6 separate regions of the Homo sapiens genome follow, and regions 1, 2, 3, 4 and 5 are each linked to region 6. The links are chromatin loops, found by intact Hi-C in ENCODE. Cell type or tissue: endothelial cell of umbilical vein. All regions are shown on one strand. Region 1 overlaps LOC105372185 (a long non-coding RNA gene). Region 2 has its middle 52 kb from the start of GTSCR1. Region 3 has its middle 180 kb from the start of LINC01541. Region 4 has its middle 300 kb from the start of LINC01899. Region 5 has its middle 280 kb from the start of GTSCR1. Region 6 holds the start of CBLN2 (cerebellin 2 precursor).

The links. A loop is a pair of places that touch in the nucleus more often than their neighbours do. Peaks named below come from ENCODE experiments on the same cell type or tissue, not always from the same donor. Only the 100,000 strongest peaks of a DNase experiment are listed, where the experiment ranks them.
Region 1: a loop joins it to region 6, with 20 times the contacts of the local background. A loop is called at or near these places in 10 of 110 quality-filtered maps.
Region 2: it touches region 6 in a loop (27-fold over the local background); 4 of 110 quality-filtered maps call a loop at or near these places.
Region 3: a loop joins it to region 6, with 10 times the contacts of the local background. A loop is called at or near these places in 8 of 110 quality-filtered maps.
Region 4: a loop joins it to region 6, with 7 times the contacts of the local background. A loop is called at or near these places in 3 of 110 quality-filtered maps.
Region 5: it touches region 6 in a loop (11-fold over the local background); 23 of 110 quality-filtered maps call a loop at or near these places.

Annotation. Positions count from the first base shown.
Region 1 is chr18:70,779,691-70,784,690 of GRCh38, reverse strand. It overlaps LOC105372185 (a long non-coding RNA gene), which reads right to left. Exons shown (of 4, transcript XR_007066413.1): 3 at 562-1,029. Among named protein-coding and RNA genes, the nearest start is that of GTSCR1, 130 kb to the right of the region's middle. In endothelial cell of umbilical vein, a CTCF peak has its summit at 2,646 (motif pointing left); a DNase peak (open chromatin) is centred at 2,640.
Region 2 is chr18:70,596,838-70,601,837 of GRCh38, reverse strand. No RefSeq gene overlaps it. Among named protein-coding and RNA genes, the nearest start is that of GTSCR1, 52 kb to the left of the region's middle. RefSeq lists an enhancer at 2,852-2,931. In endothelial cell of umbilical vein, a CTCF peak has its summit at 2,807 (motif pointing left); no DNase peak of the experiment used is centred here.
Region 3 is chr18:71,396,774-71,401,773 of GRCh38, reverse strand. No RefSeq gene overlaps it. Among named protein-coding and RNA genes, the nearest start is that of LINC01541, 180 kb to the left of the region's middle. In endothelial cell of umbilical vein, a CTCF peak has its summit at 3,032; no DNase peak of the experiment used is centred here.
Region 4 is chr18:72,083,689-72,088,688 of GRCh38, reverse strand. No RefSeq gene overlaps it. Among named protein-coding and RNA genes, the nearest start is that of LINC01899, 300 kb to the right of the region's middle. In endothelial cell of umbilical vein, a CTCF peak has its summit at 2,059 (motif pointing right); no DNase peak of the experiment used is centred here.
Region 5 is chr18:70,930,121-70,935,120 of GRCh38, reverse strand. No RefSeq gene overlaps it. Among named protein-coding and RNA genes, the nearest start is that of GTSCR1, 280 kb to the right of the region's middle. In endothelial cell of umbilical vein, a CTCF peak has its summit at 2,724 (motif pointing left); a DNase peak (open chromatin) is centred at 2,680.
Region 6 is chr18:72,541,383-72,546,382 of GRCh38, reverse strand. CBLN2 (cerebellin 2 precursor) reads left to right here and starts at 2,041. Exons shown (of 5, transcript NM_182511.4): 1 at 2,041-2,406; 2 at 2,853-2,897; 3 at 4,057-4,579. The coding sequence starts at 4,223. In endothelial cell of umbilical vein, CTCF peaks have their summits at 1,910 (motif pointing right) and 4,294 (motif pointing right); a DNase peak (open chromatin) is centred at 1,942; H3K4me3 peaks cover 1,698 bases; H3K27me3 peaks cover 1,973 bases.

The DNA.
Region 1 (5,000 bases), 1.8 Mb after region 6:
CTCCCAAAACTAATTGAAAACCTAGCAGAATAGGCTCAATAATAATTGAGGGAGAAGATGCTTAGCTACTTTTCCTGACAGAGGAATGGTCTGTTCAGCATCCGACTGCAGCTGCTCTGCCTGAACACTCACCTCCAAGCCACTGGACTTGCTTCTCCAACATACTTGTTTCTAATAACCCTAAAGGGACCTCTGCACTTTCAGAGCATCTCATTCACTGTCCATGGGCCATGTGCCGCCAGGGGCTGGAAAGAAAGATGGTCTCCACTTCTCCCTTCTAGACTGAGTGTCAAGCAGTCCAGTTGCAAATGTTCACTGCAATATTCATCACCATGGAACTACTAATCAACTTCCTTTGCCATATAAACCTTACTAGAATAGTATCCTGTCATCACAAAAAAACTCCCCTCAATTTCCTCTTGAGTTTTCAAATCTTATTCATCTTTCAAACTGCCTGTCCTTCCTTTCTCCCTTCTTTTGATCCCTCACTTGTCATACAAACCTTAAGGAAGATAAAATAGACAAAATTCAATCCAACATATATATATATATATCACTTACAAGGGAAGAAAATTATGGCATAATTTCATCCTCCAAGATGCTCGACTTCTAATTAGTGGTCTCTGCTTTCTTCCCTTTTCAGTTTTTCTCATTTCTGCGATTCCTCCCTTTCTTTCCTTTACCTGCTATTATTTTCCTTCATTTCTGACATTTACTTCTTCTGTAACCTCCAAAGTTTTCATTTACAAGTGATCTTTATCACATACAATGACCCTGGAAGGAATTCCTTCCTGTAAGAGGAAGGAATACATTCAACAGACAGACATGTGTATATATTCTGAAACTGCTCCACAAATCTTTCTCTACCACATATAATTTGGCTTAATCAACTGTCTTGAAGCACTTGATTATCTTCTGGGATCTGTAATCCTCTCATTTCTTAGAATTAAGTTAGTTTCTTCCCACTTTTTTTCACTCACTCCCTGTGAGGATAACCGGATCTTTGCAGCAATAATTCTAGAAGTTGTCCTGTAAAGAAAGATAGATAATATAATTAACTTTTAAAATCTCATCGGAAAGTGAAGGTCCTCCCCTTAAGAAAAGATTCAATAAAGGGAGAGCTGGTTCATGGCAGAACTAGAAGTGGGTCTCCTAATGCCTAATTCAGCCCTGTCCCCACCACTGTGGCAACGGAGTACAATAAACTTCTGACCCAAGGTGCTATTATTCAGGAATTAATTTGAGAGTGAAATAACTTCATTTCACTGAGGAACTGTAAGTAAAATTTCATTTAAATTGCATACATAGGTTCTATGAAAAGAAAACTATACTAAAATAGTTTATACTGTTTTATACCATTTATTCAGCTCCTACTGTAAAGATAAATTAACTTCCCTCAGGTGTTAATGATACTATCTGCCAGGTGATTAGCACACATTAACTCTTTTGTCTCCCATCAACTATAATATGGAGAAAGTGTTATTAGCCCATTTTTAGAAGAGAAAAATAATATTTAAAGAAGTTAGGTTACTTTTCCAAGGATACTCAACATATATGAGGCTTCAGTAGAATTCAGCTCAAGACCAATCTCCAAGTCTACACTCTTTTCAAGACACTGGAACAAAGGAGTGAAGGAAGAAAGTGAGAAAGAAGGAAAGAAGGAAGGAGGCAAGAAAGGAGGGGAGAGAGGGCAGGAGATGAAAGAAAGAGAAGAAAAAGAAAGAGACACAGAGAGGTTAGGAAGGCCAAAAGAAAAAAGGAAGAGAGGAAGAAAAAGAGGAAGGAAAAAAGAAAAAGAGAAGGGAAGGAAGGAAGGCAGAGAGGGAAAGAAAGACCTAAGAAGGGAGAGAAGGGAAAAGGAAGCGAAGGAAGGAGGGAGAAAGGGAAAGGAGAGAGAGGTGGCAAGGAAAAAGATTAACGTTAGCAGTCATAAACTGCTAGAAGACAGGATGTAGCAGGGCAGCTAGGAAACACTTGCTACTTTAGGGACAGCCATAATTATTTTAAAATACAGATGGTGCATAAATCTGAAGGGAAAAAAGAAGCTCCCATTCCCACTTTAATACTGGGAAATAAAAATATAAAAGATAGAAAATGTTAGAGATAATCAAGCTAAGTTCGCATCATCCTGCTTTCAAATGATATTGCCTAGGAAAAGAGGTCTTGACAGTGCATATGGATGGAGGGTGTATCAAAAGATATAATCAGGAAAAATACTAGCTATCTTCCTATTTTATGAGCAACACCTTCACTATCTTCAGAGTCTACCAAAAAGCAGACATTAGTGAAAATATTAAGCATAAAAGGCTTGAAGATGTTGCCATGGGAACAATAAAAGCAGTCTTGCCTGGGTTCTATGTCCAAGTCCACCTTATCCAGGCATTTCAAGATATTTCCTTAATTTGTCAAACACTAAAAGCAACAGGCATCACACGACTTAGTGCACGGAATAGCATACTATTTATAGGCAAATTTCTACTTCTCAAAATGAGCAGTATGACTAATTAACCTTTGTTTTATGTAACACATGAAATTGAAAACAGCCCTGAAATTGAGGCTGTCACTAATCAGCCTTAGAGAGCCCTGGCTCAAAACCAACCTGACCTCAGCTCGTGATTGTGCACCCTTTACCGCCATCTAGAGTCGAAAATCCCAAACAACAGGCAAAGCCACCCAGAGGATATGGAAATTAGCCTAAATTAGTAAGAGGTGCACAGTATCTCCTGCATTGTCCACGTTTTGTTTTTCGTTTTTTTGTTTTGCATTTTTATCGCCCAACTAAGGTAACAGCCTACTTATGGAAGCTGTCTTAAGTACTGTGACAAGCTCTGTGTGAATCACTTGACAACGATGGTTTTGAACTATAGCCCATACAATAATAGCCTCTAACTCAAGCACTTTGTGTCATAGCAATACACTAGTTACTAGGACATTCTAGAGACACAAATAAGATTATTTTTATGAGGAGAGAGGTATTATTGGAATTAAAAGGACAAGACTTATTCATTCTTTCTTCTTTTGTTCAAACGAAGTGCTACAAACTCCATAATTCTAAGCAATAGTGATTGATGTGCTGACAGAGCCACTAAAAGGATGCTTTTTTTTTTTTTTTTTTTTTTTTGAGACGGAATCTCACTCTGTCGCTAGGCTGGAGTGCAATGATGCGATCTCGGCTCACTGCAACCTCCACCTCCCGGGCTCAAGCGATTCTTATGTCTCAGCCTCCCGAGTAGTTGGGATTACAGGTGTCCACCACTATACCTGGCCTTTTTTTTTTTTTTTTTTTTTAGTAGAGACGGGGTTTCGCCATGTATGTTGGTCAGGCTGGTCTCGAACTCCTGACCTCACGTGATCCACCCGCTTCGGCCTCCCAAAGTGCTGGGATTACAGGCGTAAAAGGATGCTCTTTGATTCATTACAATAAACAACTTGCCTAATCTTGATTCCTGAATCAATTAATTCTTAAATTGCCCTACTATTGGGTAAAATGTTTAGCCTAGCAGGTGGAATATGTTACTAACATAAGGTCAAGATTGCTATCGAAAAGTGCAGCCCATCTGCATTTTTGAAAGAATCTTCAGGTTTAATTACATCAGTGATTTGATTTTAATCTATATAGAAAAGATGTCTTTTATTATATATGTAATGATAGCCAGTGAAAACTAACATAGAGTTGCTTGATGCTTATACCAGAGAAAGTCTGACTATGTAAAAAGGCAAATGATGTTACTACTTTACATAGACAACTTGGTATCTTCTAATTTGTGTTACTCAATTGGAGTTTTAATCCATGGGATTTTCGTATATTTTGTCTCATTTTGCAACACATAGAGCACTTAAGCAAATACTATTATCACTAAGCACCAAACAACAAGCAACGTATTTGAACAAATGTGTAAACACATACATAGCAATATGTTGTGAGGTTTCATTTTTTAATTAATTTATTTATTTATTTATTTTTGAGACGGACTCTCGCTCTGTCGCCCAGGCTGGAGTGCAGTGGCGCGATCTCGGCTAACTGCAAGCTCTGCCTCCTGGGTTCACGCCATTCTCCTGCCTCAGCCTCCCAAGTAGCTCGGACTACAGGCGCCCGCCACCACACCCAGCTAATTTTTTTTGTATTTTTAGTAGAGACGCGGTTTCACCGTGTTAGCCAGGATGGTCCTGACCTCGTGATCCGCCCGCCTCAGCCTCCCAAAATGTGAGGTTTTATTTTTAAAGAACGATATATCCCTAAATTGTCATTTATTATATTGTATTATTATAAGGCCTATTTAATTAAAAAAATACAGAACTAGTACAAAGATAATAAACCACCCACAGACCTTGTACCTAGAGGTAATCCCCACACAGAGAGAGCTCATCATTGAGTCATATTGCACATACATGGTTATAACCTACTTTGTTCTTCTAAAAATCTATTTTTTAATGTATGATTACCCTAAAATATGAGCAGTAATTAGAAAATAATAATAATCTTAAGGCCAACAAATTTAAAGCAAGGGATGATTAAAAAAACTAGAAAATGCTGATTGCCTTATTCATCATTTTATTCAATCTCTTAGTTACATTTATAAATCTTATTTAGTTAGCACAATAAGGTATAATTGGCATAAATAGAAGTGAATAAATTTATTTAAAACTTATTTGAAAGATATTTAGGACCTGTAAGTGACCAGTTGCATGTGCAGGTTAGAGACAGGACTTTGTTTTGTACAGAACTGAGTTCTAGCCTCCCCCCTAAAATGTCAGCTTCTTTCTCAAGTCTGTCTGTACATCAGAATCAACTGGAAAGCTTCTAAAATGTATTTTTTCTTGGGACCCATGACAAACCAATAAAATCAGAATATTTGGGGTCCTTGATAGTCTTTATGGAAGCTCCCAAGTTAAGATGTAATGAGGGTTAACATGCAGTAATGAACACATAGTGAGAATTGATAACCACTGGTCTAAATGGTGTTTAAACCATGAGACTAAATGAGAACATCAAGCGATTG
Region 2 (5,000 bases), 1.9 Mb after region 6:
TCGAGGCTGTTAATTCCAACTACTCTGGAGGTTAAGACTGGAAGGTCACTTGAGCCTTGGAGTCTAATGCTGCAGTGAGCTATGATAGCACCACTGCACTCCAGCCTGGTTGACAAAGTGATACCTTACCTCTAAAAAAGAAAAAAGAAAGAACTCTGACAGTTCAACAACAACAACAACAACAAACTGCTTTAAAAAAATAGGCAAAGAACATGAATAGACATTTCTCCAAAGAAGATATACAAATGGCTGATAAGCATGTGAAAAGACAACATCGCTAATCACTAGAGAAGTACAAATAAAACCACAATGAAATACCACATCACACCCATTAGGATGGCTGTTATCAAAAAATAAAATAAAATAGCAAGTATTAGCAAAGATGTGGAGAAATTTAAACCCTTGTGTATTTGCTAGTGGGATAAAATGGTGCAACCACTGTGGAAAATAGCATAGCAGAACCTCAAGAAATTAAATATGGAATTGCCATATGATATGACAATTATACTTCTGGGTAAATATCCACAAGAATCGAAAGCAAGGACTCAGATATTTATACAGCTAGTTCACAGCAGCATTCACAATAGCCAAAAGATGGAAGCAAATCAGGTGTCTGCTGGGACACAGGGAGGGGAACGTCACACACTGGGGCCTGTCGGGGATGGGAGGCAAGGGGAGGGAGAGCATTAGGACAAATACCTAATGCATGTACGGCCTAAAACCTAGATGATGGGTTAATAGGTGCAGCAAACCACCATGGCACATGCATACCTATGTAACAAACCTGCATATTCTGCACATGTATCCCAGAACTTAAAATAAAATTTAAAAAAAGAGAAAAAAAATGTAGCATATCCATACAGCGAAATATTACTCAGTTTTTAAAAGAAAGGAAATTCTGATATGTGCTACAACATGAAATAACTTAGAAGACATTATGCTAAGTGAAATAAGCCAATCACAAAAGGGTAAACATTCTAGGATTCTTCTTAAATGTGTTAGCCCTCTAGAGTAGCTAAATTCATGGGGATAGAAAGTAGACTGGTAGTTAGTTACCAGGGGCTGGGGGAGAAGGGAATGGGGAGTTATTGTTTAATGGGTACAGAGTTTCTGTTTGGAAAGATAAGTTCTGGAGATGGATAGTGATAATGGCTGCACAACAATGTGAATGTATTTATTGCCACTAGACTATACACTTAAAAATGGTTAAACTGGTAAGTTTTATATACATGTTAGTGTAATAAATATATATCATAAAAATAAAAGATTTTTGCTGGGATATACTAACTTCCTAAAGGCCAAGTATAAAATGTTAAGATTTATGGGTATATGAAACTTGGGTATTCAAACATTCAATTATCATAATTTGAGATATTTATCTTCAAGTTTGACAGAATAGAGCTACGTGACATTGCACAGACTCTCACATTTGCATTTTCCTGAATACCATTAAATTATTTTATTGAAGAACTTTTTTCTTATCTGTCTCTAAATTGCATTCTACTAATTTTGTTTTCCATATGATTGTCCATCATTTTTCAGATAAAAAGCTGTATAAATGACAAACATTTTTGAAAAGTTATAATTAAGTTACTTTTGTCCCCATATTGTAACAGTTATAGCATTATTGTCAATATTCTGATATAAAGACTTATTTTCAAAAAGACGTTAGAAAGCTACCTGTCATTTTTTCACTGTGCCTACATACAGGGTAGACTATAACCTATTCAGCCAAAAACACTTTCTAAGCAGAAAATCTGATCATACTTTGTGACAAAAGAACTGGGTGTATGAAAAACTTATGACATTTTTCACAATTGCAGGATCTTCAGCTGCAGATATTTTCTCAAAATGTCAGTAATAATAAAAATCTGCATTTGTCAAGCAGTTACTACTTTTCAAGGGACAATGCATGCTTATGAAATTTCAAAAGTTCTATTAAATTAGCATCTCCAAAAATCTTGAAATTCCCATTTCTGTGCTCATATATTTGAAACTAATATACCTAAATTCTTCTTGTTATAGTGTGTATTAGTCCATTTTCATGCTGCTGATAAAGACATAACCAAGATTGGGAAAAAAAAGAGGTTTAATTAGACTTACAGTTCCACATGGCTGAGGAGACTTCAGAATCATGGCAGGAGGCAAAAGGTGCTTCTTACATGGCACTGGCAAGAGAAAATGAGGATGATGCAGAAGTGGAAACCCCTGATAAAACCATCAGATCTCATGAGACTTATTCACTACCATGAGAACAGTAAGGAGGAAACCACCCCCGTGATTCAAATAATCTCCCACCGGGTTCCTCCTACAACATGAGGCAACTATGGGAGTACAATTCAAGATGAGATTTCGGTGGGGACACAGAGCTAAGCCATATCCTTCCTTCCACCCCTGTCCCCTCCAAATCTCATGTCTCATATTTCAAAAGCAATCAAGTCTTCCTCACAGTCCTCCAAAGCCTTAATTCATTTCAGTATTAAACCAAAAGTCCACAGTCCAGAGCCTCATCTGAGACAAGGCAAGTTCCTTCTGCCTATAAGCCTGTAAAATCAAAAGCAGGCTAGTTACTTCCTAGGTACTATAGGGGTACAGGTATTGGGTAAATACAGCCACTCCAAATGTGAGAAATTGGGCAAAACAAAGGGGTTACAGGGCCCATGCAAGTCCAAAATCTAGCAGGGCAGTCAAATTTTAAAGCTCCAAAATGATCTCCTTTGACTCCATGTCTCACATCCAGGTGACACTGACTCAAGAGGTAGGTTCCCATAGTCTTGGGCAGCTCTGCCACTGTGGCTTTGCAGGATACAGCGCCCCCTGCTGGCTGCTTTCATGGGCTGGTGTTGAGTGTCTGTGGCTTTTCCAGGCACACGGTGCAAGCTGTCAGTGGATCTACCATTCTGGGCTCTGGAGGACGATGGCCTCTTCTTACAGCTCCACTAGGCAGCACCCCACTAGGGACTCTGGGTGGGGGCTCTGACCACACATTTCCCTTCCACACTGCCCTAGCAGAGGTTCTCCATGAGGGCCCTGCCTCTGCAGCAAACTTTTGCCTGGGCATCCAAACATTTCCATTCATCTTCTGAAATCTGGGTGGAGGTTCCCAAACCTCAGTTCTTGACTTCTGCACACCTGCAGGCTCAACATCATGTGGAAACTGCCAAGGTTTGGGGCTTGCAACCTCTAAAACCATGGGCTGACCTGTACCTTGGCCCCTTTTAGCAACAGCTGGAGCAGCTGGGACTAAGTGCACCAAGTCCCTAGGCTAAACACAGCATGGGGAACCTGGGCCTGGCCTATGAAACCATTTTTTTTCTCCCAGGCTTCTGGGTCTGTGATGGGAGGGGCTGCCATGAAGACCTATGACATGCCCTGGAGACATTTTTCCCATTAATATTTGGAAAATAAATATTTTCCAAATTAATCCAAAGGGATTATTTGGCTCCTTGTTACTTATGCAAATTTCTGCAGCCAGTTTGAATTTCTCCTCAAAAAAAATGGGTTTTTCTTTTCTACTACATCGTCAGGCTGCAAATTTTCCAAACTTTTATGTTCTGTTTCCCTTTTAAAACAGAATGCTGTAACAGCACCCAAGTCACCTCTTGAATGCTTTGCTGCTTAGAAATTTCCTCCACCTGGCTGAGCGGTGGCTCACACCTGTAATCCCAGCACTTTGGGAGGCTGAGTTGTGTGGATCACCTGAGGTTAGGAGTTTGAGACCAGCCTGACCAACATGGTGAAACCCCGTCTCTACTAAAAATACAAAAATTAGCGGGCATGGTAGCAGGTGCCTGTAGTCCCAGCTACTTGAGAGGCTGAGGCAGGAGAATCACTTGAACCCAGGAGGTGGAGGTTGCAGTGAGCCAAGATTGCGCCACTGCACTCCAGCCTGTCGACCAAGCAAGACTTCGTCTCAAAAAAGAAAAAGAAAAAGAAATTTCTTCTGCCAGATTCCCTAAATCATTTCTCTCAAGTTCAAAGTTCCACAAATCTCTAAGGCAGAGACAAAATGCCACCAGTCTCTTTGCTAAAACATAAAGGAGTCACCTTTGCTCCAGTTCCCAACAAGTTTCTCATCTCCATCTGAGACCATCTCAGCCTAGACCTTATTGTTCATATCACTATCAGCATTTTTGTCAAAGCCATTCAACAAATCTGTAGGAGTTTCCAAACTTTCCCACATTTTTCCTATCTTCTTCTGAGCCCTTTAAACTGTTCCAACCTCTGCCTGCTACCCAGTTCCAAAGTTGCTTCCACATTTTTGGATATTTTTTCAGCAATGCCCCACTCTACTGGTACCAATTTACTGTAGTAGTCCGTGTTCATGCTGCTGATAAAGACATACCCAAGACCGGGAAGAAAAAGAGGTTTAATTGGACTTACAGTTTCACATGGCTGGGGAGGCCTCAGAATCACACCTGGAGGCAAAAGGCACTTCTTGCATGGTGGTGGCAAGAGAAAATGAGGACAATGCAGAAGCAGAAATCCCTGATAAAACCATCAGATCTCATGAGACTCATTCACTGTAATGAGAACAGTATGGGGGAAACTGCCCCCATGATTCAAATTAGCTCCCACCGCGTTCCTCCCACAACACGTGGGAATTATGGGAGTACCTTTCAAGATGAGATTTGGGTGGAGAAACAGAGCCAAACCATATCACAGCATTAATAACTTCCCTGGATGAACATTTAAACTGTATACATATTTCATATGTTGATACTCCTTTGGTAATTCTAAAATATTTTAAAATTGATGATTTTAATAATTTTACTCAGCAAATATGATTAAATGTTTATTATGATCAAGATGCTATGTTAAATGCAAATTGTAAAAAGAAGAATCACAAAATTGATTGTGTATTCATTAGAGGTGCTTTTCTTTTACAAATCCATTAAATTAAAGGGAAACTAATATAATTAAGCAATTCTTGCTGTACGGAAAGTGAAATATAACAGTAATTGAGAGATCTTGTCAGTTTCAGCATTATACACCATTAA
Region 3 (5,000 bases), 1.1 Mb after region 6:
ACAGATTCTACCCACACTGGAGAATAGAGAATCATTCAATAGTTTGAACACGGAGAGGCAGCTGTTGTGAGGGTCATATTAAAGTCTGCACGACACAGTGACCTATATTCCTTCTAAGATTGTGATGGGTATCTCATGAGAGATTATATACAATTTTGGGGTATAAAATTATAAAGAGACTATGGACAAAGGTGGGAAAGAAGACTTGAATGATCTCTCTGAAGGGGGAAACATTAAATAATCAAAGTTACTGATGTATAGAGTGCCTGAAGAAGTAAAGTGGTGGATCGATTTAGAAATATGTGAACAGCCTGTTATAAACTGAATAGTTGTGTTCCTCTCAAATGCATATGCTGAAGCCCTAACCACCAGCGTGTTAGGTATGTTTGCATGGTGTTGCCTCCTTTGGGAGGTAGTTAGGTTTAAAAGAGGCTATAAAATGGGGCTCCCATGATAGGATTAGTGTCCTTATATAGGAAGAGAAAGAGGTCAGAGCGCTCTTGCTGTGGGTCATGTGAGAACACAGCAAGAAGGAGGCTGTCTGCAAGCCAGGAAAGAGCCCTCAGTATGAACAGAACTTCCCAGCCTCCAGAAGGGTGCATTGTAAATGTCTGTTGTTTAAGCTACTCAGGCTATACTATTTTGCTATGGCCGACTGGGCTGACTAATTCACAGCCTCTGTTTTTTCTTCAGTGTTGTCAAACTTGGATTAAAATCTTCTTACCATTTGTTTGTACATAAGCTGCTGAACTAAATTTTAGCTATTACTTCATATAAAAAAGTAGATTTAAGCAATTTAAGAAATCATTTCTCTAAAAACTTTTTTCTAATTTAAGAAATGATGCTTTATAGAACAATGCATTTGAATATATTTGCTTTTTTACATATCAAAAGTGTGAAAGTGAAGGAGAGGACTTAATTTTTCTCCAGAAAGCTGTATAAAGTACTCTTTTAAATGTACATGTATGCTGCATAAAAAAAATCTCATCCACATAGTCATGTCAACTATACATTTAAATGGCAAAAAAAAAGTGGTAAACTGGGGATGAGTACTTAAAATCACAGGACGAACTGGAGCACAGAGGACAATTGAACAGGATTTCACAGAGCTTCTCAGGCAAGCACAAGTAGGAACATCTCAGAAAAAAAGTTTATTTTCAGTACGTGTAACTCCAATGGAGTCAATAATTATTTAGAGAAACAACTAGCTCTAAGGGATGTATTATACACTAAAGCACAAAGTAACAAGTGATATATATTACTACTGAATAGGCGTGTGTGTATATCCATGTATTTATTTATTTTTCTCTGCGTACAGTAAATGAATGCCCATTGTATTTGGGCTGTGTAAAAGGTCTGAAAGGGCCTATAGAAGTGGATGTGGCCTAGTTTATAATAACAAGGTGCTAAGGTCTGTTAAGTCATTCATATAAACATGTTTATAACTGTACTCACTTCCTTAACTGAAATTGGAAGAGTGTCTCCACAAGGGACATGAAGGGGGAGCCTTTTGGGTATTTCTGTGTATACAAATTCTTTTGCTTCCTTGGTTATTTCCACATCGCAGTTGGCAGAATTAATGAGCAAATGCTCTCCTTGTTGACTTTCAAAATTAGCTGTCTGTAACTGGGAATCTTGGATAGCTTATGGACTATTGGTGCCTGGAAGTAGGGCTGTAGGAGGATAGCATAGTTTTCACACAGGAGAATAGCAAAAAGTGTGCCTAGCACTGTTTGCATACAATATCGATACATATACATTACATGCTAACACATTTTTTTCAGAGATTAACTAAGATACTTTATAGTGGTCACCATATTCCATAAATGATAGTTTTCTCAATCAAGTGAATTTTGTCAAACAGTTTTCTTAATCAAATCTATTTTTCTGACACATTTTCAATAATTTCATAGTTTTTCTAACTAGGAAATTATTTCTATATATTACTCTAAGCAAGATAAATTGATTCCTGTAATTTTCATGGACATTTTAGCAGGAATGAAATCTCGAGATGACAAATGACTTCGGTTGATGCCCAAGCCAGTTTTCAAAGTCTTCTACATCATTATTTCCCACAATTGCCAGACAGCTGTCACAGTTGTGTTAAATGTGAAAGGACACCTTTATACATTCAGACATTGAGTGTAGGGTGAATCATATTCTACTGATATTATATCATTGGGAGAAAGAAAAACAAGTAAGAACATTGCAATTCTCTCAAACCTCAGGACATTATTAAGTCCCTAAATGCATCATATTTTTCGAAGTCTTTAATGATGGGTCCTTGTTTTATAGTCATTCTAATCAATTATTACATTTTTAAATATAATTGCCTAATATAGAAAAGTAATTTCTATTACCATTTTATTTTACTGAAAATATAATACCAGTTAATGTTGAGACTTTTTTCTATTACATCAAAAGTCTCCATTTCCAATGTGGATAATAAAGGACATTTTACTTCCTCAGTATACAGTGGTCTAGGATATAGACAGATGCAAATTCATTGCATATGATTAGACTGGCCTGACTTCTGATTAATGAGAGCCACAAGGCTTCCAGCCTTCTGATATGATTGAGTCAGACAGTGCTGGTTGCATTCTCTTTTCTTTTTAATTGAATCCAAGTTTTGCTTTAGGTGGCACTATCTCTCATATAAAATACTTCCAGAATCACCTGCACCTGGAGATAGCAGTTCCCACTGTTAGAAAGTAACAAGACCCTAGAAGAGCTTCCAAAAAACTTAAGTTTTTGTTCCTTTATTTTTTTATTTATACATTTTTACCTTTTCACCTGAAGATACGAAACCATCTTGAGACAGATGATAAAAGTCACAAGCAAATTATCAAAAGCAAAACTATCGATGGATCTTGGTATGGTAAGAACATCTCAGACTGCTGGGTTGACAGTTTGCTTTGTGGGAAAGATCAATTCTCTTTCAGCTAAGCCACTATAGTTAGGTTTCTGTGATATGCTGCAGCCTAAGGAAAAGCTAAGAGTTTTTTAGCAGATGACATAGCGCCACCCAGAGCTTGTGGTTGTCTCCACATGTCCTTCTTTGTCCCTGTTGTGTTACTTTCTCCATTCAAGTGGCCTCAGCCAATCTCTGCTAACTGAGCAGGATGTAGAAACATGAAGACGTGGACAGAATCTTGCATTCATTGCACAAGGACTCCTTTGTCAGGTATGCCCATGTGATTGCTGAAGACCCAGTCACCAATCATAGAAAATGCCACTTTATCGTTCCAATGGAGCTGTTGCCAAGGGCTCTCATGTTGCCAATAGCCTGGCCATTTCTTCTTTCTATCTTGCTGTGAAAAACAAACCTGGACAGAAGAGGACATCACCGCACTCCTTGTGACCTTGTATTTGGAACCAAATGTATTGTTTACACATGTTCCACAGCTATATAATATTCAAATGGAAAATGAATTTTTCCTAAGTTTTTCAGAGGATAGTTTGCCCAAGTAAATGACTGAGTTTGCATCTGTAGTTATATCAATCCAGAGCTATAGGAGACTATCCTTCTATGTTCTGTAAGCACTTTAATTACTTAGATGGGAGTATAAGAAAAGTACCAGTGAGATATTTAAATGTGTATTGCTAATAAAATGGCTTAAAATATTTTTCTCCTATATAAACTATGCCAAATCTAACGTTAGAAATGGGCTTACCAATATTTATTAAATTAATCAGCAAATGATTCCACTGTAAAATTTATAAAAGAAATTATAGCTTTCTAGTTTTGTGAATGCAAATGAAATATGATTTATATTTAAACCTATAGACTGATTTATTATATACAGAACATAACAAATTGTCAATGTTCCCCAAATGTATATATTTAACATCAAGTTTCTCATGATCATTATATTTTTCAGAATGACAGCTTTACAAGTTTTCATACATCACGAAAGTTATAATTTTCATGCAAAATAGAGAGCTTTTTAAACAGCAAATACAACTTTGGATAAAAAAAATAATTTTCCCAAAATGATAATTCAAGAACAACCAAAAACACTTGAAAATGTAAAGATGTATCATTTCTCAAAGAATGCACTATTGTATACATTTGAACAAAGCTTGTTAATATGAGGACTCCTTGCCTCAAATTTAAGCACAAATTTATACCGATTTCTAAAATATGTGTTCATCAAGTTCTGTGCTTCAGAAACACATCTTTTAGGAGAATTTGTGGTATCTGTATTTAAACATGTGCCAAAGACATTTGGAAGGTAAAGACGTAAGGAAATGTTATTGAAAATAACCAAACGTAGTGTTCATATATGCTCTTTTATGTCACTAAAAAATTGCGAAAAATGTCAGTCTGGATGAATTTGATACTACTTTCTCAAGTTTTCTACATATATATAGAAAACTAAAATAAGAACTAATGACAAACTAGCTTCCTAGTTAAACTTTCATGCAATTCTGATGTCAGAAGACAGAATCTCAAAGGCAAAACTTAATCTAGAGGCAAGATAATAGGAGACTTGGCATCTATACAAAGCATGAAGTTTACTCACATACAGTGTCACTGCTGTGAATTCTCCTTGCATTCTCAGACAAATCCTACATCATCCCTCATTCTTTCCCCAAAAGAGAAAGTCACAGCAAGACCCACACACATATATTCACTCCCAAATGCACACAGTTATAATAAAGAAAATGTGAAGAAGTCCTAATGAGCCCATCTTTTTCCAAGTGAGCATGGTGCTCTGAGCAACCCCTTCTTCCAAACACACATGGAAGATTCAAAAGAACATCAAATTCATTTAACGTTCATTCCTTTTAGCAGCCTGCCAAAGCTTATGTCACATGGTTATAAAATAGTAGAGTGATTATTACAATTCATTTCTTTCTGTAGCCAAGTCCATACTTTCTCCCCACTTTTTTCAACATGTAACTATTCCTTGATAGTGAATGCAATAAAAGCAAATATATTAATCACTTATGCTTCTATCACAATTAAGTGAATTAACACTCAACAATTAGCAGCC
Region 4 (5,000 bases), 460 kb after region 6:
CCAGGATGGAAGGCGATGTGCTGCAGTTGAAGGACTTTGCTGTCCTTTCTCTGTGTTTTGGTGGTGTTCTATTAATACCTCTGTCCCAGTGCTTAATATTTTAGTTTATTTTCTGTTTGCTTGTTTCGTTATATTTTTGATAATTTGAGATTAACAAAAACATCAACTGTTGCCAGCTCTTTATATGCAGCTATGATTTGTTTTAATGTACATCACTGATGCTTACAAGAGTAGATACAAATCCATATTTTCTGAATACATAAAGTGACAGATAAAGGATCTAATGGCCTGCCCATCTCACCCTGTGTTTCTCACTGTAAATACACTAAATTCTCACCATTATCAAAAAATGCTATTTTCTTGCATATCTTTTTACACACTATGTTCTTGGCTTAAAATATCCTTCTATAGCTATAAGAAAATTGTTTATCTCATTCTTTTTAAAAAATACTCCAGTAGTTATTAAAGTTTTTAGTAGACATTAAATGCTCAATATCTGTTGAAGAGTGACTGGTCTTTCTAGCACAAAGCTTGTCAAATTTATAAATCAGTGATCATTTTCAAGAAAAATAAATATGACTTTAATCTTATGCTCTGCATTTGGTTGACAATTTCAATTCACACATTTTTAAATAAATGCACTTCCATTTTATCCAATTCTTAAGATAATCACAACTAAATATACTTTAGAAGTTGAAATAATTATTCCTAATTTGATCTTAATGTATTAATATTTTATTTTAGTCTGTGGGTATGAGAATACCATGTCTTACATATTTACAGGCATATCATTGTGCTTTTCCTAATACTGGATTAATTCTTAATGTACTTTTTTCAGTTTTGCATATTTATGTTCATTGAAATTTTTTTATTCATAGATATGTCTAAATAAAAGAGCAAGAAGGTAAAATACTAATGGCAGAACACAGAGTAACATATTCTCACCTCTCCTGATCTTTCTATGATTCATATATTTCATGGGACTATCAGACAGCTACATTTGCGTAGTTTAGTCCTCATGTGCAGTTTTGTTAATGGTCTAAGTCATTTCCAGTGGCAATTTCCTGGTGAGTGTTTACCTCCAGTAAAATGCTACTTCCAATGAAATAAGTCTACTGTGAAAGCTACAGGAAGAAATCAATATGAAGCAAGATCACTAAATTAATGTTACATCTCTTTGAGATGTTATTTTTATTCCATCTCCTTTTTGACTTACAGTTATAATTACAGTACTTACAATATTTTATATATTTCCCATATCAGAGTTATGGGATAATTTATTTGCCTAATAGAATATTAATTTCTCATCACAAATGTAATTTCTTATGATGGTCTTTACTATAAAATTATCTTTGATGTTACCAGGAGCACATCCCATCGATTAGAATCTCATAATCAGCCTGGTAACAAAGGCATGGCACAATGTCTAGCAGCGTCTGTTTTTAGGATGACAAACTATTGGCAGAGTATTGGCAAATAAATTTACTTTTTGCACCTTAAAATATGTCTAAAAATACCATAGTAAAAGTGTATATTAACATCTTTTACCTGTCCAATCAATGGAAAGAAAACAGAAGGAACCTGTACAGTATTAATGAGACTTTCACAAATACAAAGTCAGATGCTTGACCAGCAAGCAGCCTGACTTGAGCTGGTTGCATCGTGATGGATCAATGATGAGATTTTAAGAGTTCCATGGACTCTCAGGCATAGTAAAAGAAAACTGGACTCCTTACTCTTTCCTTATAAACTGTAATCTACATTATCTACATTAGTTCAAATTTTATGAAACATTTAAACCCGTGTGCCCTAAATTCATCTAAATGAAAGATATTTCCCACATATACTCAGGCTTTTTTGCCACTCTATTCACTACCAACAAACACAAGCTTTATGTAAGCCATCTATAGTTTCAACAACATTTCCTTCGTGTCCTTCTTCTGGAACAGAGCCTCCAAGTTCCTTCCAGTTCAATTTGTCCTCTATGTCACAACCAGAATCATTATCTTAAAACATAAAGACAACTTGTTATTCTCCCTTTCTACCCCCAGAGGGCACTTCCTTATCCAGAGATTGAAGTACAAACACGTGTAAGACTCTTCACGATATGGTCCCAAATTGCTATTCTAAAAACACGCAGTGAACTGTCTGCAATCTAAAGAAAAATGGTTTAGACAGTATTCCCAGTTCTTTCATTTACAAAATTGGGAAACTAAGTCTTTGTGACCCCATATTCTCATCTGCATTGTGGGGAAATAGAACACTACCTGTTTCACAGGAATGTTGTGAAGAATAAATGTGAAAACTGCCTTACTGTTACCAAGTATCTCAGGCTCAAAATGCATTTTAAAACTACTTCTTTTTCCTTTTTTGTTTACAGCCTTGAAAAAATACATTTAAAACTCTTTGTTTCTACAATTCCCAAAAGCCACTTCCTTGAACAGTGTTTGCTTATCTAATTATTTGCTTGCTTAGAAATTCCAGGATCCAAAATTTTGAAACAAACCAGGCAGAGAGACCCAGCTGGAGAATCCTCTTGCTTAGTGGGAGTTAGGGACATCCTACCACTACCAGGATGAAGTCAGGATGATGCAAACCAGCCCTCCCTGGATTGTCAATTACTCAAGATAACCATTGGAAGGAGGCAAGCAGACCTGGAGCCTCCTGCACCACTCCCACATGTTTCCTGCACCTTCTTCTTCTTAAACCCCTTCACTCAGTCCAGAAGGCAGACGTGGCTCCTTTGAGGCAGAGTCTGGCCATCTCCCAATTGCTAGCATTCAATCAATAAAGTTGCTTTCCTATCACCACACTTTGCTTCTCCTGTCTTCAGCCCCTGAGCAGCAAGCAGCCTGACTTAAGCTGGTTGCATCATGATGGATCAAATGATGAGATTTTAAGAGTCCCATTAACTCTCATGCATAGTAAAAGAAAACTGGACTCCTTGCTCTTTCCTTATAAACTGTAAACCTCTCCCATATGTACCTTGTTACATGCTATTTCGTCTGCCTTAAGTAACTTCTAGATTTTTCAAGTGTTACTGTTTAAATCATAACCATTTTCTTTAAGGCTAAAGTGCAAATGTTTCACGAAGCCTTTCTTCAGTTCATGGGAAGAAGGTACTTTTATTATTCTATCCTCCCCACATTACTAGTACTTCTGTTACTGTACATATTATCTTTTAAATTTGTTGGCAAACTTTGGTTTTCTTTTATTTATTCATTAGTCTAAAAAACTCATTAAAGGCTCAGATGGTATTTTATTTTCATTTGTCTTCCCTGAATCATCTATCAGAGAGCCAGATGACAATGGGGTATTAAAAGCACATTCTAAATTCCGTATTGTTTCTAGACAGTCTTGAAGAAAGTATATGAGAAGCAACGCCATTCTTCCCAGTTACCTAGCACAAGTACAAGTGACAGAGATAATCCTTTTGGTTTACCTTTTTATCTTTGGCTTTCTGTTTAAATATCCAATGATCATTACAATTTGTGCCTAAATCAGTTACCAAAAGGTGAGTTGTTTTCCTCGTAATTTAGTAACAACAACAACAACAATAGACCCGTGAAAGCAATTCAAGAATTATGGATTGTCTTTGTGGTTACATCCAGCATTAACATTTTTTATGATGAGTTAATAATTGACACATTATTTTAAGAGAATTTTTAAGAATAAACCAATACATGAGACAATATAAAGCCCCATGCTTTTCACACAATTTGAAAATGTGTCTTGGTCTAAGATCAAATGATCTCAACCTATATATGCTAAACAATTGTGAGCAACATAGATCTTCCAAAAGCTTGGTAATAATGCATCCTCTTCTCTCCTTATTACTTTACAAAAAAAAAAAAAAAGAGAAGATGCTGAAATACAAACAGAAATCAATATTTTATGGAGTGGTTCAGTAGTTTACTGATCTTGGTATATTCATTGTATTGCCATAGTGTTTCTCAGAAAATATTATTGTAATCTTCCTGCTAAATACAAATACAAATATAGCTCTCCTGATTATCCTGAAAGTATATATCATATTGCTGGTAATTAGTATTATATTGTACTTCACCATAGAGAAAATTTTATTCTGTTAAATATTAGCAGATATTTTATTTATTTATTTATTTATATTATTGACATTTACATTAATATTATATTTATATTAATAATAACATTGTTAAGGTAGGGCCTGTGTCTCATTAATTGTAGTTTGTTTCAAAATTCATATGCTTTTGTGTGCATTTATCTTACTGTATCAAATAATACAGATATCTGCAATGATTTACATAAAATAAAAATATAGTAGTAATAGTAAGGTCGGTTAGATAATCTTATATAAAGTGGACTATTCTTTCAGAAGTTATTCAAATATTTATTATTGAGCATCTTATTAAGACCAGCACTTTCCTAAGGTGTGTAAGAAAAAAATGCATACAATATAAAGATCTTCAAATTTGTATGTTTTACTTAGTGTCAAGATACAATCAGCAAATTAGAAAGTGAATTATTATGATTTAAAATAAGTGGAAATACTTTTCCCAATAAAACATATAACATTTTATATAGATATTATCATTGCCATAGCATTGGAAAAGGTTTCTAGGAAGTACATATTAAGGGAAAAAATAAATGACAAAAATGACAAGAAGCTAGAGTCTAAATGTATACGAATGTTTTTATATTTTTAGGGAATTACAAACGATTTGTGTGTTCTTTTATTTAGTATCCAGATGCTCTGAGAGATGTATTCTTTTTCTTACAAAACTGTCTGCAAGTTTTGCTTGACACTCCCTATACTTTCTCTTAGGAAAAAAGGAAGAGCCTCATATCCTTACATAGAATAACAAATTAGGATGGCTTAGCCCACTGGAACTGCTACAATGTAACAAACAAATCTGAACATAAGATTTTCACTCCCACAAGAAGAACTGAAGGCAACCAGGAAAGGTATTTCCATACGGCTTGTTACAGGATGTTTCCTTCCAGTGCATTAATTATTTTAC
Region 5 (5,000 bases), 1.6 Mb after region 6:
GCAAGTTATACCAGTCCATTAGCTGATTCTCATGTTTCTATACTCATTTTGGCTTGGAAAAACAATTGCATTTTATTTGAGCTCCATTAACAATTTTGAAAAAAAAAATGGCTATATGTATTTGTGTGTATATATACACACTCACACCTCATCACACACACATACTTATATCCATTCCACTAAATATATCCGTTGCAAAAATTTCACACACTCACAAGTATGTTTGGGTTGGAATATTTAGTGTTTAATTAGTTTGGAAGAATTCATAATTACTATATTGAGGAGATTTGGGGTTATGAGTTTACTATTGCTTGAAATTTCTATAATTCCTTTATTATGAAGGTTGAGCAATGTAATTCTCTTGACAGTGTAAATTAATGAAATACCGTAGAGCCCTAATAGATGATTTTCGCAGATTTCTCCATAAGCCGTTATTACTATCTGTCTGCAGAGGCTTATAAACTTTAGGAGCTTCATGGCATCTTCACATCTTGAGACAGATGTTCTGAAATAGTTTTCAATTACATGCCAATTTTTTGCAAGTCTAAGGTAGACTGGGAAGAGAGAATGGAAAGCAAATTCCAGCTTACTTGTAGTCTGACTTTTAGGGGATATCTCAGTTTGAAAGGATTCGTGAGTTCTTGAGGCATTTTCCTTTTTATCACCCCCACTGGATGCCAGCTTATATCACATGAGCACGTGATGTACCTACTATGGAAAGCACTGAACTAGGCTTTTTACACATTCATTTATTCATTCAATAACCATTGAGTTCATATGAGATATATATATATTTTTCAAGGTGCTAAGGATACAGAGTAAAATAAAACACTGTCTTCTCCTTGGAGAAATCCAGGTCTAGTAAGAAAGGACCTGTCACCTATGACTACAATATGATATAATTAATATTGTGATAGATGCAAACAGAGTGTATTATAGGTGCGCTGAAAAAGAGCATATAAATCCAACTTTTAATATGAGAATTTCTTCTTGGTGAATTGAGTTTTGAAATATAAGCAGGAGTTAGTTGAATAGGAAACAGGAAAATTGCATTCTAGGAAGAGGAGCAGCATAGACAAAGCGTGGTTGGTGAAAATGCAGGACATGACATGGCACCTTGAGGTATCAAGGAGAGTTCCCCATAGCTGGAGGAGAGAGAACTTAAAGGAGGCAGTGGCTAGATAATAAATGGTCTTTTTCTAAATTAAGCATTATGGTTTTTTTCCTGTGAGCTACCAGGATAAAATAAAGAAGAATTGGAAGCAGGGTGCTGGGATGGTCCAATTGTACATTAGAAGGATATCTCTGGCACCAGTGAGATGGACATGTTTTTTGATCACCAGGTCTGTTTTGACCTTCTAGAGACTATAATGTGTCCTTGAAGAATAATCTGTAGGACTATATCAGAGTTTCCTGGAACTCACTGCCTTAGGGGTCCATCAATGGATAACCTCACCAGAAGACAAAAGAGAGGAAATAAACATCAGTGAATATATTTCCCTGGTTTCTTTCCTGGTTGTCTCAGAATTACTGTTTCCCTCAACCAAGACAGAACACCTGCAGGTGGCTCCGTCTAGGTGGTACAGCCCCGCCATACTTGTGCTGGGATACTGCACTATCCCCTGTGGTTTCCTTACACTCTGCCTGTTTAGTCCCCTTATTAAACTCTGCTGTAATTCTCCAATATGAATGGACCACTTTTTATACCTTTTATTCTGCCCAAATCCTTACTAATACCACTTTTACTTTTATAACACAGTGAGATTAGTATTATTTTGTCATATTTTACAAGTGAAGATACTTGAATTCTATGTAAGAAGTTATGTAATTTTCTAAGGTCTCAATAAATAGGTGGGAGAACCAGGAATGGAGTGCTCCTCCCTATCTAGAAAGCCCTCCCCTTCTACTCCTATCCCCTCCCCACAGTGCACTAGCAGGACCTCCTTAAGGACTAGGGGAGACCTAGCATTCTGGCAGGAGTGAGGGAGAAACATCTGAAAGGTCTTGTCCCAATATCTCATGCATTTTCACCCTACATTGTGGTAACATGGTGGATCTGTAGAAAATGTAATGTGACTTTCCATGTATTTTGTCTTGTTGAAACAAAACTCATTTTGCCAAGACCTATATTATATATACTATATTTTTATTAAAATATATGACTATTTGAGGTGCATAGTATATTTATCCATTAAATATTATTCCTTCAAGGGATTATAAACTCCACTGAAATAGAAGGTGATAACTTTTTTTCTATCTATTTTATATGAACTTCAACGTACACCCGTCTTCTAATAGGAAGTATTTAACAAATGCTAAAAATATAAATACCAGTGACACTGTAAAAAGATTTTTTTCCAAGCAAAATTCATATGGTTAGCTTGTGTTTTTTCTTTTACGCAAGATATTAAAATAATTTAACTTATTTACATAGAGATTTCTTTCATATTATACCACAATATGGAATAAGGCATTGATATTTTACTAAAGGAACAGATATAAAAGACCAAAACTTTCTTTATACTATCAGTAGTTCCCCTTTTTTTTTTTCAGGATCTAGATTATACTTTCTAATTATATCCCAGCTCCTCCCTCCCCTAGAGTTGTCTTGTCATCTGAACTCTTGGTAAAGTCTTCAAGAATAGAAATGTGTGAAAGTCACTGGTACACTAAAAACCTTAAAAACAGATATGATGCCACCTAGTGGTCCCAAGAAAATGCATTTGCTGGAAGCAAAGTAGATTCAATGAATGTGCATAGAAAATAACTAAGAAAATTGAAGGATTTCAGGCTTAAAAATTAAGGCAAATGCATTTGCTCTCTAAGTATAGATGCCCCTCAACTTGCAAATTGGAAATATCACGAGTGGAAAATGCATTTATCCACCCAACCTACCCGACATCATAACTTAGCCTCGCCTCCCTCAAGTGTGCTCAGAACACTTCCCTTCACCTACAGTTGGGCAAAATCATCTGGCAACACAGGCCACTGAAGAGCCTGGCTTGCCTCCCCTGGTGATGTGATCTCATGGCTGCGTGAGAGCTGCGGCTCCCTGCCACTGTCTAGCAACCACAAGAAAGTATTGCATATCCCTGGCCCAGAAAAAGATTAAGAGTAAAAATTCAGAAATCAAAGTACTGTTTCTACTGAATGCATATCGCTTTCACACAATCATAAAGTTAAAAACTTGTAGATCTAACCATAGTCAAGGACTGCCTGTATATATGTTCTTCACTTATTTAACTTTACATTTCTCAGGGGACAGACTGAATTCATTCTAAAGTGATTTATCTTCTTACAAATCTTTTGTATACTGACAGAATACATTTGAACTAGCAATATAAAAAAGTAGATGAGGCATTCTACAGAAAGATTAGTCTAATCTGAATTAATCAATGAAATAATATTTAATAGGTCATTTGGTGTTGATGTTTAACCCAAGAAAACTTTCAAAGGGGCTCTTCACATTTCTGTGATTTTTTAAATTCATAGCTAACACAGAGCTAAATGAAACGCTATACAACCTTTCACTGTAATATTTACAAATAAACAAATACCCACCTTTCCAAATTCCTCAGAGAATTTAAAATGACAATGGATTTGAAATGCCACAGCCTTCAAGATAATAATTTAGGTGATGTCTGTTATTTAAATTATCAGAATGCCATCATAGAAAGGACTTTGTGTTTAATTTCCTACCTGCCATATTAAAATGTCAAACTATATTATACAAGCTATTAAGGATGACCCCCAAATTTGATTCCATTTTCTATCCAAAAACAAATTTGGTTCAAGGTATGTGCAATATCCACTTTATTACAGGCTAAAGAGAGAAGATAAATACAATATTAATTCTCAGTTTTATCACACAGTCATATCAAATGGAGAAGATGCCTGGCCTTTTGCGCTATATTATTGGAAATAATAAAATAAAGCGTGGTTTAAATTTGAAACACAATTTCCTAATGTAAGTGTGCAAGCTGGTGTGAACTGTGGAGAAGTGAGCATCTGGGGAGAGGACCTAGTGCCGGCTGTGCTTCCCCACATGGATGGCCTCAACTCGATGACTATACATGTTGACCTTCAGATCTTTCAGCACAAAATAATACAGTGTGCTTAGATGACTGTGAAATTCTGCCTGCTTCTACGATGCCACTCTATTTAAGCCGTCAAACTCAGGACTAACAAGAGATTATTTACCTGATTTGCCCTGTAACCATAAAGTTTCAGAAAATTATTTTCCTTTAATTTTGTAAGGCTATTGTGTTCATTAATTACATGTACTCCTCCAGTTGTATAAATTCACCAGGAATAATAATGTTAAAAATCTTGGATACAATTTGCAGAAAACACTAAAGCACATTCATTAAATTTAAACATGTAACTTTGAGACCTTCCACACAGAATTTAAAAAACATTTTCGGCCAGGTGCAGTGGCTCACACCTGTAATCCCAGCACTTTGTGATCCCGAGATGGGCGGATCACATGGTCAAGAGAGCGAGACAATTCTACCCAACATGGTGAAACCCCATCTCTACTAAAAATGCAAAACTCAGGGCCGGGCGCGGTGGCTCACGCCTGTAATCCCAGCACTTTGGGAGGCCAAGATGGGCGGATCACGAGGTCAGGAGATCGAGACCATCCTGGCTAACACGGTGAAACCCCGTCTCTACTAAAAATACAAAAAATTAGCCGGGCGCGGTGGCGGGCGCCTGTAGTCCCAGCTACTCGGGAGGCTGAGGCAGGAGAATGGCGTGAACCTGGGAGACTGAGCTTGCAGTGAGCAGAGATCGCGCCACTGCACTCCAGCCTGGGCCACAGAACGAGACTGGGTCTCAAAAAAAAAAAAAAAAAGAAAAAAAAAATTAGCTGGGCGTGGTGTCATGATGCACCTGTAGTCCCAGCTACTCGGGAGGATGAGGCAGGAGAATTACTTGAACCCAGGAGTTGGAGGTTGCAGTGAGCCGAGATTGCACCACTGCACTCCATCCAGCCTGGC
Region 6 (5,000 bases):
TCACTGCAAGCTCCGCCTCCCAGGTTCACACCATTCTCCTGCCTCAGCCTCCCGAGTAGCTGGGACTACAGGCGTCCGCCACCACGCCCGGCTAATTTTTTGTATTTTTAGTAGAGACAAGGTTTCACCGTGTTAGCCAGGATGGTCTCAATCTCCTGACCTCGTGATCCGCCCGCCTCGGCCTCCCAAAGTGCTGGGATTACAGGCGTGAACCACCGCGCCCGGCCGACTTTAATATCTTCTTATGTGAAACAACTAATTAATCAATGAATAAATAATCTGCTTCTCTGTCAATTTGCTATCTTTTATGGTTTCTTCTAAAATAATCTCTAGTCTAAATTAAACCTAACCTGTTTATTATATAAGAATGCTTATAGCTTTTTTCAATAACTTAGTCCAATAAGTCACATAGATTAAAGGTGTCTCTACATATATATAATCTAAACATTTATGTTGCCACATAGAAAGTGGTTTTCTTTTTTCCCCCAGTGTTGATGACGATAGTTCATGTGTGCTTGCATTTATATTAGTCAAAAGGAATGCTTACAGTATTGAGGAAAGATGCTGAGTAGAGTTGCTATTTAAGGACTTACAGATGTGTGAGAGGTATTGCTATAAATTAGCATCCCCAGATTGGTCTAATTATGTCTGTGTCTCACATGTCTTTCAAATATCTAGTGTTCTTTGCTATCTATGCTTACACTTAAATCAGTTCTCTCTATGGTGGAATGATGGATGGGGGCTTATTTTGACAGTAAGACACTATCACATGGATGAAATAGTGGAATAAAATAACTATTTGAAAGTAAGAGTGCATTTCCACTCTGTTAAACTCACAAAAATGGTAACAAAACATGGCAAACTGTGGTGGATTTGAAAAAGCATCCTGGCAAATGCCAGTACCTATCTCCAGCATGGTACAAAAGTGTTGAAGTATGACATTTACTTTACAGTGAGTATAGCTTAGGAGGATGAGAGATTTTGGAAGTATTGTATATTTTCTACTATTTTGCATGCTAGGTTAACCAGGAAGCATTTGGCTCAGAGGTACTTTTAATCACATCCTTACACCCATACTAAATATTTTGTCTCACGCAGCAGTGTGCAATGACTTTCTGCATATCCATTCCAGTTGAACTGATCGTGAATTTCATCTCCAGTGCTTAGAGATGATGCCTTGGCAGTTCTGTTCTAAATGGGGAGAATAGCGGTGAGAGGGCCTATGGGAAAATAAGGCCTTCAAAACCCCCTACCTGAAAAGACCTCCGTTTGTTAAGGTGGAATCAGACACTGCTGAAATCTTCAAAGGGGAGAGGGTTCGGTGTGAAGTCTGGAGGAATAAGAAATACAGATGCTCTAATGAACAGCACTGGCTAACTTTATTATTATTATTATTATTATTATTATTAGCCTATCAGAAAAGACGTATAATGCATGTCAAAGGACAAAGTATTTTTTAACCATGTTTTAAAAAAAAATCAGGCTATAGAGTGTAGATTTAAATATTGATTGTTTTTTAGACCAGCATAAACTATACGGCCCAGTTGTCTGTGCAAACGTTGTGCCGACGATAATAACCGATGATAACCTCACCGCAGCATTTATCATCTTGGCAGAGTTGTTTGTTAGATCAGTGAAGATCCGGAAAATCAGGCGGCGTGCTGCTTGGTTTTGCCAGGAGTAAAAGTACTGAAGGATACCGGGAAGACTGGTCATTATTGTTCTTCTTGTGGTTGCTATCATTATTATTATTATTATATTATTATTATTGCAGAGGTCAGCGCTGCTTTTGGGGTGAAAGAAGACCATCAGCAAACCTCAGCCTTGCGGCCAGGACTCCCCCGTCTTCTGTCGGAGTCCGCCGGTCCGCAGCCTGCGGCAGGGAGGCCCGGGCACCCGCAGGTGGCGCCCCACGTCCGTGTTTGCGCCCTCAGCCGAGCTCCAGGCGCAGCTGGGAAACCCAGCGCGTCTCCCCGGGTCCTTTGAGCGAGCGCGGACACCGCAATTTAATAAATAAGCGCAAGCGCCAGCCGCTCCACCAGTCCGAGGTCCAGAGGAGCAGACACACAGACCCGGGCCGGAGGCCCCTCTTCTAGCCCTGCGGGAACCGGACAGTTCCCCAACTGGGACTCTGGAACCACAGCTCCTAAATCATCAAATTCTCAAGCTTTTTTTTTCCCTCTCTTCGTCCCAGCCATCCCAGTCTTCTTCTTCTTTTTTTTTTTTTTAACTTATTGTTTTTTTCGCTCCTGTCATTATGAAAGTGGTCACGCCATTCAATATTAAGACTTGGAGGGAATTGGGGAAAGAAAAGAAAGAATCTAAAAGAAGAGAAGCGACCGGTGCTTTTAAGGGTGTCTAATTTTCAAAAGAGACGTCTGGGAGTATTTTGCTCTGGGCGTTTGGGTGAGCAGGACCGGGGCGTTGGAGGGTGCGGCGGGCTTGGGAGCAGGGAAGGTTCCGAGTCCTAGGGAGGCGGCAGCGCTCGGCTATGCCCTCTGGAGACTGGCGGGGCTGCGGGGCCGAGGGGACCCGCGAGGGAGCCGCGCTGCGGACGCGCTGAGCGCGGGAGCTCGAGGGGCCCCAGGCAGCGGTGCGGGCGCGAAGCCCAGGGGTTGGAGGCACCTGGGCGCACAGCGCGGGGCGCTGAGCCGGGCGAGACGCGGGGTTCCCGGTCCCGGGCGCGGCGCCTAAGCGGGCGCGCGGGGCGTGGTGCACCCCTGAAGCGGCGCAGGCTGGCGCGGGAAAGCGGCAGGGCGGGGCGGCGCGGTTATTGGCCACGCGCTGGGAGCAGGGTCGCGCTCCGTGTCCTCCTCCCGACAGCTCCCACTCGCCTCATTTTCTCTAAGCAGAGCAACTTCGCGGACAGCGGAGCTCGCCCAGCATGGATGTTCCAGGTAACCACCCCCGACCTGCCCTCCCCTCCGCATGCAAGCGCCTTCTGCGTGGATTTTAACGAAGACTCTCCCTGGTCCAGATCGAGGGGTGGAGGAGGTGGAGAGAGAGAAGGGAAATCATGTAGGATCGGGGCTGCGGACAGCGGATATTTATCAAGAGCCAACTTCTCTGTTCTTAGAAAGAATACTGGAAGAGTTAATGGGAGGCTGTGGGCGGCGAGGGGGCGGCTTCTCTGCGTGTCTCTGGGCTGGTATTGAAATGGCCTGTCTGCTTTCCTGGGAGGAGCGGGGACGGGGCAAAAGTGCAGACGGGCGCGTAAGTTCGCAGAAACCTGCAGGGGCTGCCGCCCCGCTGAGAAAGAGAGAATCCCCGTGGTCTGGAAACCAGAGCTGGAGAATAACCCAAGCCTGGGATTCCGTCGTTGGAATCGGTCCTTCGCCTAAGAGAGGAATCCCAGGGGTTTCACCCAAGGGGGCTCGCTAGTGGCTGCAGGGACCTTGGAAGTAGGTGTTTGGCTTTACTGCCCGTGTGTGTGTGTGTGTGTGTGTGTGTGTGTGTGTGTGTGTGTGTGTGTGGTGTCATTTCCCCCCTAGTAATCTTATTCGCCCCAAGGAGATTCCTGGGATTTGTTCTGTGGGTGGAAAACAGATAAAATCTGTACCAAAGGGACTTAAATGGACTTTAAAAACATCTCGAGGATTGAAAAATAGAGGATAGCAGGGAAACAAGGGATAGGAAAAGGGTTCCTTGGTGCTGCTCCAAGGAAATGCTGTGAGATGAAGGCGAGAAGGCAAGCATTCGTAGGTTTTTCTTTGCCTGCGTCTTAGCCCCCTCCGCGCTGGTGAATGGGCGGGGTGGCGGTGACGCCTTCTGAGGGTCTCGGGGCCCGTCTTAGCGACGAGGACCTGCAGAAGCGCGGCCCCCTCCCTCGTCGCAGCCCCGCGCGCTGCTCGGGAGCCTTCAGGGATGCGCTGCCAGCTGCGCCCGGGCGTTTCTCCGGACCTGTTGTGCCAGATCGGAAAGCGGGTTGGCTGTGCGCGGGACCAAGGGGGTGGCCTTCGGGGAGAACCCCCGAGCCGCAGGCACCTGCTCCCAGTCCCCCTTCTTCCCGGTGGCTCCACCTCCCGGTGTAAGGCTTTGGGTTCTGTGCCCTGACAGGTTCACAGGCGCCTTTCTTCTGAGAACGACCCTGGCCTTGAACGTCAGAGCCGGGGACGAAGGCCCCCGGAGGCTGCTGCGAGCTCCGCGCGTTCCTTCGCGCCCTTCCGCGCCGCTCGCGCCGGCGCCGGCCTCCACCCCCGCGCGCCGCCTCCCACCAGTCCCGATGCAGGCGCCCGGCCGGGGGCCACTCGGGCTGCGGCTGATGATGCCCGGGCGCCGGGGGGCGCTGCGCGAGCCGGGCGGCTGCGGATCCTGCCTGGGGGTGGCGCTGGCCCTGCTGTTGCTGCTACTGCCCGCCTGCTGCCCCGTGCGGGCGCAGAACGACACGGAGCCCATCGTGCTGGAGGGCAAGTGCCTGGTGGTGTGCGACTCCAGCCCGTCGGCGGACGGCGCCGTCACCTCCTCCCTAGGCATCTCCGTGCGCTCCGGCAGCGCCAAGGTGGCCTTCTCCGCCACGCGGAGCACCAACCACGAGCCGTCCGAGATGAGCAACCGCACCATGACCATCTATTTCGACCAGGTCAGCCGTCGGCCTGCCCACCCCGCCCCCAGCCCGGGGAGAGGGGCGGGGACCTGCGCGCGCGGGCTGGGGTTCAGGCTTCTTGGACGTGGAGTTCCCAGGCTCTGTCCTCCCCCTCTGCCCTGCTAGTCTCTTTCCTCCCGTTTCATAGAACGCACTCCTACTCTTTCCCTTTTCCACATTTTGGCTTTTTAAAAACTTTTAAATGATCAGCTAACTTGGCACTTGGATGACTGAGAGTCCCTTAAGGCTGTCTAAGCTTTCTAAGAGTTCCGTAAACCTAAAGATTTGAAATATGTTTCCCAAAAGGAAGCATTGCACGTTTTACTTTTCACGGCGGTGTGGTTGATGGTCTTCAGTCACCCAGGTGGCCACCTGAAGGATTGAGTGCATTTAAAACTCTCCACGCTCACGAAAGGAG